2 separate regions of the Homo sapiens genome follow, and region 1 is linked to region 2. Evidence: read pairs that join two places in POLR2A ChIA-PET (ENCODE). Cell type or tissue: A673. All regions are shown on one strand. Each heading gives the region's core, and the rest is flanking DNA. Links, peaks and the distances in the headings are about the cores only.

Region 1 (4,400 bases), core at 144-4,143, 420 kb before region 2:
GTTCTGTTCTTCTACCAAACTTTGAGCTGTGGGTAGGGACCCATTCACAGGATTGTGAAATCAGTTTAGTATATGGAGAGCAGCATTTTAAACAAATTGAATAGCACAGGATAGAAAGAAAATATCGGTGTATATCACATAGTTAGGGTAAATATTGTTTTTTGCCGTGTGTTTGTGCATATGTTGGGTTAACAGGATTGATATATTTCTTACCACCGGTGAAACCTCTGCTGTAACCCAGTAGAGTCTCCCAAAGAACATTGACCAGCAAAATGAGAGCAATCTCTGTTGCCTCTTGCTATTTTCCATAGGCCTGGTGAGAAGAAGAATCTTTAGGCCAAAAGAGAGAAATGTTTACTACTCTCAGAACTCCAGGCAGGGTCTGGCTCAGGCGTGCTGATAGGGAGAAGTGGGGAGGTAGGCATTTTCCTAGGGACTGTTGGTTAAACCTACCAATCAGGTGATTTCCTCCAGGGCAGCTGCATTGTCGGGGACCAGAGCTTGGGCCCCATTATGGAGAGTTTTCATGGAGGAAAAAAAGCCAGCAGCCTTTCTTGTGGCTAAGGAGATGAGCAGGTGGTAGCCAGGTATGCACAAGCTAGGCTGCTACCAGCCCTCTTCTGTTTATCACCAAATATTAATCACACTCACAATTCAAAGGTACTATTTGTGCCTGAATCTAACTTGCACTATATTAGCAGAAGTCTATCAGGTTGTTCACAGCTTAAGGCCTATAGGCTTCAACTAATTTAAAGAACACTCCAAGGACCAAAGAAAGAAAACAAGGTAGCATTTGTTTGGAGAGCTTCCATCCCACAGGGTAACTTTCCCAGGGATCATATCATTCAGATACCTACTGAAAATATCTTCCAACACATAAATTCAGGAACCCAATGAGCCAAAATATGACCCCCAAAACTAGATTTATACATACTTAAAGCCTGCTATACAATGATGAGCCTGGGGCGAGATGTTGGGTCCATCTCCAAACATTCTAAGCCCCAAAACTCCCAGCTGGATAGAGGGTGTTTCGCAGCCTCTTCAGACTCACCCTGGGGACTGATCCTTGCTCCACAACCCTGACTTGAGCCTGCTGTTGTTAAGCATGCCTCAGATTCACTCTCCTTCACAGTGCAGCTCTGTCTTTCCAGCAGACAGTTTCCATCCAAAGGCAAAGTGAATCTTAGAAACCGGGAAAAAAAGACTCTAAAAGATGACATTTAAAATATAATAGTAAGATCTAACCAAACATCAGACTCTTCTTGTGTTGCCTTAAAGGACACACACACACACACACACACACACACACACACACACACGCTTTCTCTCTCTTTCATGTAGTGAGGGGGGAAGAGCTGGCTGCCTGCTGTAAGGCCGCTTGAAGGTTCAGAAAGCAGCCTCCATTTACTGAGCACTGTGGTTAGACTTGGGGCCTGATTCCTTTGGAAATACAGATGGCTGGCAGAAAAAAAGGAAGCACGAGGTGGTTGCCAATCCTGCATTGCTTTTTGCAGGAAGGTCTCAGGAGAGTGGGTGTGGGGAGAGGGGAGTCAAGGGAGAGCCTCTGTGGATTCCAGAATTGCTTAACTGGGGTCATGCCAAGCTCTTAAAAGCCACAAGTAGCATTTGGGCTCCAGGCTTATGTCTGTTCCTGTCCAGCCAGGCCTGGGTGGTGTTTCATCCCAGGCCTCCTGAGATTTAAGCTACTGCTGAGATTTTGTTATAGAAAGGCAAGAAGGGGGACCGAAGATGTTTCTGTGCTCCGGCCTCCTCCCAAACCCAACCAGCCCCTGTGGAATGTGCCTCTGCCGGGCTAGGACTTGGTTTCTAATGAGAAGAAAACAAGGCTGCCTGTGGCTTTCTCCTCCCTCCTGGAGGGGCACTGAGCTCCCAGCTAAGGAAAAAAAAAAAAAAAAAGGGCTCCTTTTATGACTATTTCAATCTAACCCAGCTATACCTTCTTTAGATTATTATCTCTGAGGCATCCTTCTGAGTATCTGAGTCCTCATTTTAGAGGAGAACAATGGACTGTTCTGGATAAAGTTGCACGGGTATGCTCCTTCATGCTTACAGTAGAAAAAGTATGAATTAGGTGGCTTGATTGCTCAGCAGGAAGTGGTTTTTCCTACGGGGATGTGCTGTGTCTTCCTGCTTACGGTTGCCTGTTAGCTCTACATCTGCATGGAAGAAAGAATGAGGCTCCGAAGACCTTAATAGCCACAACTGATGGCCAAATAGCACCTTATCCTTCACAAAGGATGTTCCCAGACATGTTTGCCCTTAATCCTTGCAACCATCCTATGAAGTGTCCAGTTGAAGAGGCAGATTCAGTGAGGTCTGAGGGATTTTCCCAGGTTCATACAGCCAGTTCACATGACGATTGAGATGTGACTTCAGAACCTCTGACCCCAAGCCTGGTGTGCTTTAATACCACAGTGGGCTCTGCCAGGAGGGAAGAGAGACTCCAGGAAGGAAGATCCCCAGGGGAGAAGAGGCAGCCAAGGCAATGTCTAGAGATTAGTGGAAGAATGTGACTCACTGGTGTGTGTCATTGGAGCTGCACAAGTGAATTGTTGAGATTATGCTGTCCCCGAAGGGAGCATAATAGGGTCCCCTGTTATACCCCCCGGAGGGGATCACGTTCCTCTCGTTCCTCTTAAATGACTTTGAAGTCTTGCTAAGGGAATTAAGACTTAGGGAAACAAGTGGTATTTCTCTCTCTCTCTCTCTCTCTCTCTCTCTCTCTCTCTGTAGCTCAAGGTCATGACTTAGAAGAGAAGGGAGATCGTGGGAAGTGATTTATGTTGATGATGCCAAAGTGTGAACTCTAGGTTCCTGGCCCATGGGTTAAGCAATCAGAGTAGGGGCTCTTCCTGGAAATGGAGGAATCCAGCAAAGACTAGGAAGAACTTTAAAGGAGGAACTTGCCTTTAAACCAAGTTAGAAAATTGTCTTGGTAACACCATATACACTGGTGAATAGCTGTGGCAAAAAAACTGCCATTCTGACGTGGTACTAAGGAACTGAGAAAGGAATAGACGAGAGAATCATAAATGTTATTTTTTATGATTTTATAACTATTTGTATATATACTAATAATAAAGGGGAACTTGAAATTTTAATATAAGTAGGTAAACATATGTCAGAGGTATCACCAATGGGAACCCAGCCATGAATATTAGCCATAGAAAAGCTAGCTATTAAGGCAGAGTGAATGGGGGATATCTTTAGAGGGAAACTGACATGCTAAGGGAGAGATACCAGCCTTTGTTCATTCATTCATCCATTTAGCTTGTGTCTACTTTATGTCTACCATGTGCTTGCACAATTGTAGATACAAAGATAGACAGGTAAATAGGAAGAAAGTCTGTGCCTTTATGGAGTTAATGTGCAGGATGTTGGGACAGAAGGTAAACAAATTAATAAGAGCATTTCAGATTGTGCTTGAAGCACTGAAGCAGGATGAGCAGGAGCAGAGAACGCCAGACTTGTAGATGAGTGGTCAGGGGAGGCCTTTCCAAGTGATGTCCAGGAGCCAGCATGGCAGGATCAAAGGGAAGAATGGCCCAGACAGAAGGAATGACCAGGCCCCCTGGTGTGTCAAAAAAAAAAAACAAACAAACAAGAAAGCCATTGTTACAAGGCGTAGCAGAGTGATCGACGATGTCAGAGTGCAAAGGCCAGATCATGGAGGGCCTCATCATTGGATTGTATTTTAAGATGACGGGAATTCAGTGGAGAACTTTAAGGTGGAGAGTGATGCTTGTGGATTAAAAGAGAAATGTGGGAGATTTGCTAGCAGGCCTCCCAGCTATGAGGACAGTGTGAGCAAAGCTTTACTGAAGGGATGTATAAAATTGCCACAAAGACAAAGTATGTTTATGGTGGAGAAGTCCTATAACTGCTGCTCATTAGGGTAAAAGGGCTTCGGTGTGGCTGCATGGGCATCTCAAATTCAGATGTTCATAGAGAATGTCTGAGCCTGTAAGGACAGCACCTAGCCCACTAGGGCAAAGGTGGGAAAGGGGTGCTTGTGAGTGAGCATCAGCCGGAACAGCATAGTCAGACATAGAAAGCAGCCGAACAAGGAGACTCTTTGCTTTTGTTTTGCAAATATATTATGGAACAAGAAAATACGAATAAAGCCTCTGCATAGGGAAGGTAGTATTAATTTGCTTGCTTAACCAAATATTTATTGGGTACCCATTATATGTTGAGCACTCTTGTAGGTATAGGAGATGCCATAGGTAGCAAAACAAAAATCTATCCCCATAGAACTTAAAGGGCATGAAGAAGCAGTAGAAAAAATAACCATAGTAAGGAAGTAAAATTCTTTAACTGTTAGGTGGTGGTGGATGCTATGGAAAAAAAATAAAGCAGGAAAGGGGACTAGGAAATTT
Region 2 (4,374 bases), core at 375-4,374:
AACATTAATACTACAGTTACAAATATCATTTATAAAACACATTAAAAACAATTTGTGGAAAAGTATAGAAATTCTATTTATAGTTACTTAGACATTTTTAAGATATAGAGTTTTATCTCCCAAAGTACTTAATAAATCCTTTACAGTTATACAGTAGCCTCCTTTTATCTGCAGTTTCACTTTCTGCGGGTTAACTGTCAACTGTGGTACTCTCACTACTCTTGCATTTTGGGTCATTATTAAATAAAATAAGGGATACTTGAACATAAGGATTGTGATACTGCAACAGTCAACCTGATAACCAAGAGGGCTTGAAGGCAGTTTGGGTGGAATGGCACAGTATTTCATCATGCTATGCAGCACACATGTAATTTAAAACCTATAAATTATTTCTGAAATCTTCCATTTACATCACAATGCCTATGTCATTTACCTCATGTCATCTCATCACCTATGCATTTTATCATCTCACACTATTACAAAAAGGGTAAGTACAGTACAGTAAGGTATTTTGAGAAACCACATCCACATAACTTTTACAGAATATTGTCATAACTGTCCTATTTTATTATTAATTGTTGCTGTTAATCTTCCTGTGGCTAATTTATAAGTTAAACTTATTTATTTATTTTTTTTTGGAGACAGGGTCTTGCTCTGTCACCCAGGCTGGAGTGCAGTGGGGCATGATCACAGCTCACTGTAGTCTCAACCTCCCTGGCTCAAGTGATCTTCCCACCTCAGTCTCCTGAGTAGCTGGGACTACAGGCATGTGCCACAAACTCAGCTAATTTTGTTTATTTTTTGTAGAGATGAGATATCACTACGTTGCCCAGGATGGTTTCAAGCTCCTGGGCTCAAGGTGCCCTCCCACTTTGGCCTCCGAAAGTGCTGGGATTACAGACATGAGCCAGTGTGCCTGGCCTATAAATTAAACTTTATTATATGTAAGCATAGGAAAAAGCAGTGTATATAAGGTTTGCTACTATTTGCAGGTTCAGGCATCCACTGAGGGTCTTGGAACTTATACTCTGCAGATAAAAAGGGACTGCGGTACTAAAAGTATATACTTGGTAAACCTTCTATAATGTCATACATTTCTATGTCAACTGTCTATTGTCATATATTTCTGTATCAACTATCTTTCCTAGATCTTGTAGTGACTTCTTTCTGTACAATGATACTATTATGATAGGAGACTTTCCCATTTGATGATATTTAATTGCTTTCAATACTATCTTCAATTGAAAAAGGGCACCATATTTCTCTTAGGGCTATCTACACAATTTTATGGTAATGAAACATCAGGAAAGTAGAAAAATAGGAGAATCTGGCCAGGTGCTGTGGCTCACGCCTGTAATCCCAGCACTGTGGGAGGCCAAGATGGCTGGATCACTTGAGGCCAGGAGTTCAAGACCAGCCTGGCCCACATGTTGAAACCCCGTCTCCACTAAAAATACAAAAATTAGTCAAGTGTGGTGGCGCATACTTTTGTAACCCCAGCTACTCAGGAGGCTGAGGCACAAGAATTGCTTGAACCCAGGAGGTGGAGGTTGCACTGAGCTGAGAGCATGCCACTGCACTCCAGCCTGGGCAATAGAGCAAGATTCTGTCTCAAAAAGCAAACAGAAAAAGAAAAATAGGAGAATCTACTCCAGAAACAATGTATAGTGTTGTTAGGTATATATTAGAAAGATGAGATTAGAAGACGTAGACAAGAAAGAAGACTAAGAAAGGTAAGATTAGATGACACAGACAAATAAATGAAAAGATTTTATTTCAATACATTTATATAGATCTGTTGCACTGTAAAAACTATACTTCTACATCTATGAAATCTGCCAAAATTCCCAATGTTCAATCTGAACTGATAAAATACTAGAACGGAATCAACAGATTACAAAGACTACAAACAATGAACAAAGACCTGAATTCATATATTCTCAATGGTATTCTTAATCCTTATATACTATTAGGGTCCAGATAAGCCCAATTTTCACTTTGAGTTTCTTTTATGGACTTAAAGTCATTAGGATATCAACCAATACAAATAGTTATAACTATGTAGGATGAAGTCTAAAATGCTTAACATTGTCTAAAAGGTCTTGCATGATCTAATCCCTAGCTACCTCTTTAGACTCAGCTGGTACCATTTTTCTTTGTGCCCAGATCCAGCTGCAAGAGCCTTCTTTCATTTCCTTGACACACCATTTTCTGCCTCATAACCCCTTCTACCTAGAAAATTCCCTTATTCTTTTCAACATGTAGAGCTATGGTCTGAATGCGTGTGTCTCCTCCCCCAGAATTAATGTTAAAATCCTAACCCCCAAGGATAGGGAATTAGGAGGTGATTAGATCATAAGGGCAGAGTCCTCACGAATGGAATTTATGCCTTTATAAAAGAGGCTCCCAGAGAGACACCTCATCCCTTCCACTATAGCTAGAAGGTTCCATCTATGAACCAGAAAGTATGCTGTGTCCTCCTCACCAGACACAGAACCTGCCAGTACCTAGTCATCTTGGACTTACCAGCCTCCAGAACAGTGACAAATAAATTTGCTGTTTTTAAGCCACTTACAGGTACTTTGTTATAGCAGCCTGAAGGGGCTAAGACACATAGTTAACAACTATAATCTTTCACATATCTGCCTAAATGTCACTGCTTCAGGGAATCCCTCCATAACCCTCTCCCCACTTCCCCAGAAAGTCTGGAAGAAAAACAAAGTGGAAATCTCAGTTTCCTCATTACTAAGCCTCTTTATTAAGCTTAATTTATTATTAATTATTAACATATTAAGGTTAATTATTACCTTTATTAAGTTTAATAACAAAATCACTAATATTTGAGTTTTACTCTTGAGCCATGTGCATACTTCTAAGCACATTCATATATTTTCATTTACCCAATGAAGTAGGTACTATTATCTTAATTTCAGATGGAGTATATATACACACAGAAATTAACTTGCCCAAGGTTACAAAGTGTCAAAGCTGTGATTAAGAAAATGTGATATTGGCATAGAGAGAAGTAAAAAGACCAATGAAAACAGTGGAAAGAAATAAGAGCCAGACTCACATATATATGAAGACATATGTCAAAAGCATCATTACAAACTAATAGGCAAAGATGGACTATTCTATAAAAGGTACTGGCACAACAGATCATGCATAAAGGAAAAAATCAATTACAGCTCTATCTTATTATACATGCAGTCGGTTCTTTTCTAATGCTTGTTTTTGAAAATTTCAAGGTGTTACAACACTTAATTAGGCAAATCAAAACCACAATGAGATATCACCTCACACGTGTTAGGATGGCTATTATTGAAAAAAACAAAAGGTAACTGTTGGTGAGGATGTGGAGAAATTGGAACTCTTGTAGACTATATAATATGGTGCACTGGCTATGGAAAATGGTATGAAGGTTCCTCAAAAAATTAAAAATAGAATGACCATATGATCCAGCAATCCTACTTTTGGGTACATATCCAAAAGGATTAAAATCAGAGTCCTGAAGATATATGTACTATCATGTTTACTGCAGCATTATTCACAATAGCCAAGATGCGGAAACAACCTTAATGTCTTTTGATGGATGAAAGAATAAAGAAAAATGGAGTACTATTTAGCCTGAAAAAAGAAAATCCTGCCATATGCAGCAACATGGATGAACCTGAAGGTCACTATGCTAAATGAAGTAAATGAGTCACAGAAAGACAAATCCTGCATGATTCCACTTATGAGGTATCTAAAACATCATAGTCATAGAAACAGAGTAAAATGGTGACTGCCAGGGGCTGGGGAAAGGAAGAAATAAGGAGGTGATGATATTCAGTGGGTATAAAGTTTCAGTTATGCAAAATGAGTAAGTCTATTGTACAATATTGTGCCTATAGTTAACAATATTATATTGTACAGAAAAAAATTAAGAGGGCAGCGCTCATGTTAAGTATTCTTACTACAATGAAAAAAGTTGATATAGACAGTTCAACTTACGGTGTGACTTAAGATTTTTGGACTTTATAATGGTGTGAAACTGATAAGCATTCAGCAGAAACCATATTTCTAATATCCATACGATGATTCTGTTTTTCATTTTCAGTACAGTAGTCAATGCTTTATTATAAAACAGATTTTCTGTTAGCTGGTTTTGCCCAACTGTAGATTAATTTAAGTGTTCTAAGCATGTTTAAGGTAGGCTAGTCTAACCTATATTGTATGGTACGTTAGGCATATTAAATGGATTTTTTACTTACAATATTTTCAATTTCTAATGAGTTTAGCAGGCTGTAACTCCATCATTAAGTTGAGGACCATCTGTATACAGTCATGCACTGCATAATGACTTTCTTGCCAATGACAAACTACATATATGAT

What was found. Peaks named below come from ENCODE experiments on the same cell type or tissue, not always from the same donor. Only the 100,000 strongest peaks of a DNase experiment are listed, where the experiment ranks them.
Region 1: POLR2A ChIA-PET joins it to region 2 with 5 read pairs; 1 of 35 experiments calls an interaction of 5 or more read pairs at or near these places.

The regions. Positions count from the first base shown.
Region 1 is chr12:62,700,895-62,705,294 of GRCh38, reverse strand. The region is part of intron 6 of PPM1H (protein phosphatase, Mg2+/Mn2+ dependent 1H); the gene reads left to right. Among named protein-coding and RNA genes, the nearest start is that of MIRLET7I, 99 kb to the right of the region's middle. RefSeq lists enhancers at 877-1,478, 2,687-3,290. In A673, for the core only: no CTCF peak of the experiment used is centred there; DNase peaks (open chromatin) are centred at 1,834, 2,134 and 2,524; H3K27ac peaks cover 1,643 bases.
Region 2 is chr12:62,278,594-62,282,967 of GRCh38, reverse strand. The region is part of intron 1 of USP15 (ubiquitin specific peptidase 15); the gene reads right to left. Among named protein-coding and RNA genes, the nearest start is that of USP15, 20 kb to the right of the region's middle. In A673, for the core only: no CTCF peak of the experiment used is centred there; no DNase peak of the experiment used is centred there; H3K27ac peaks cover 351 bases.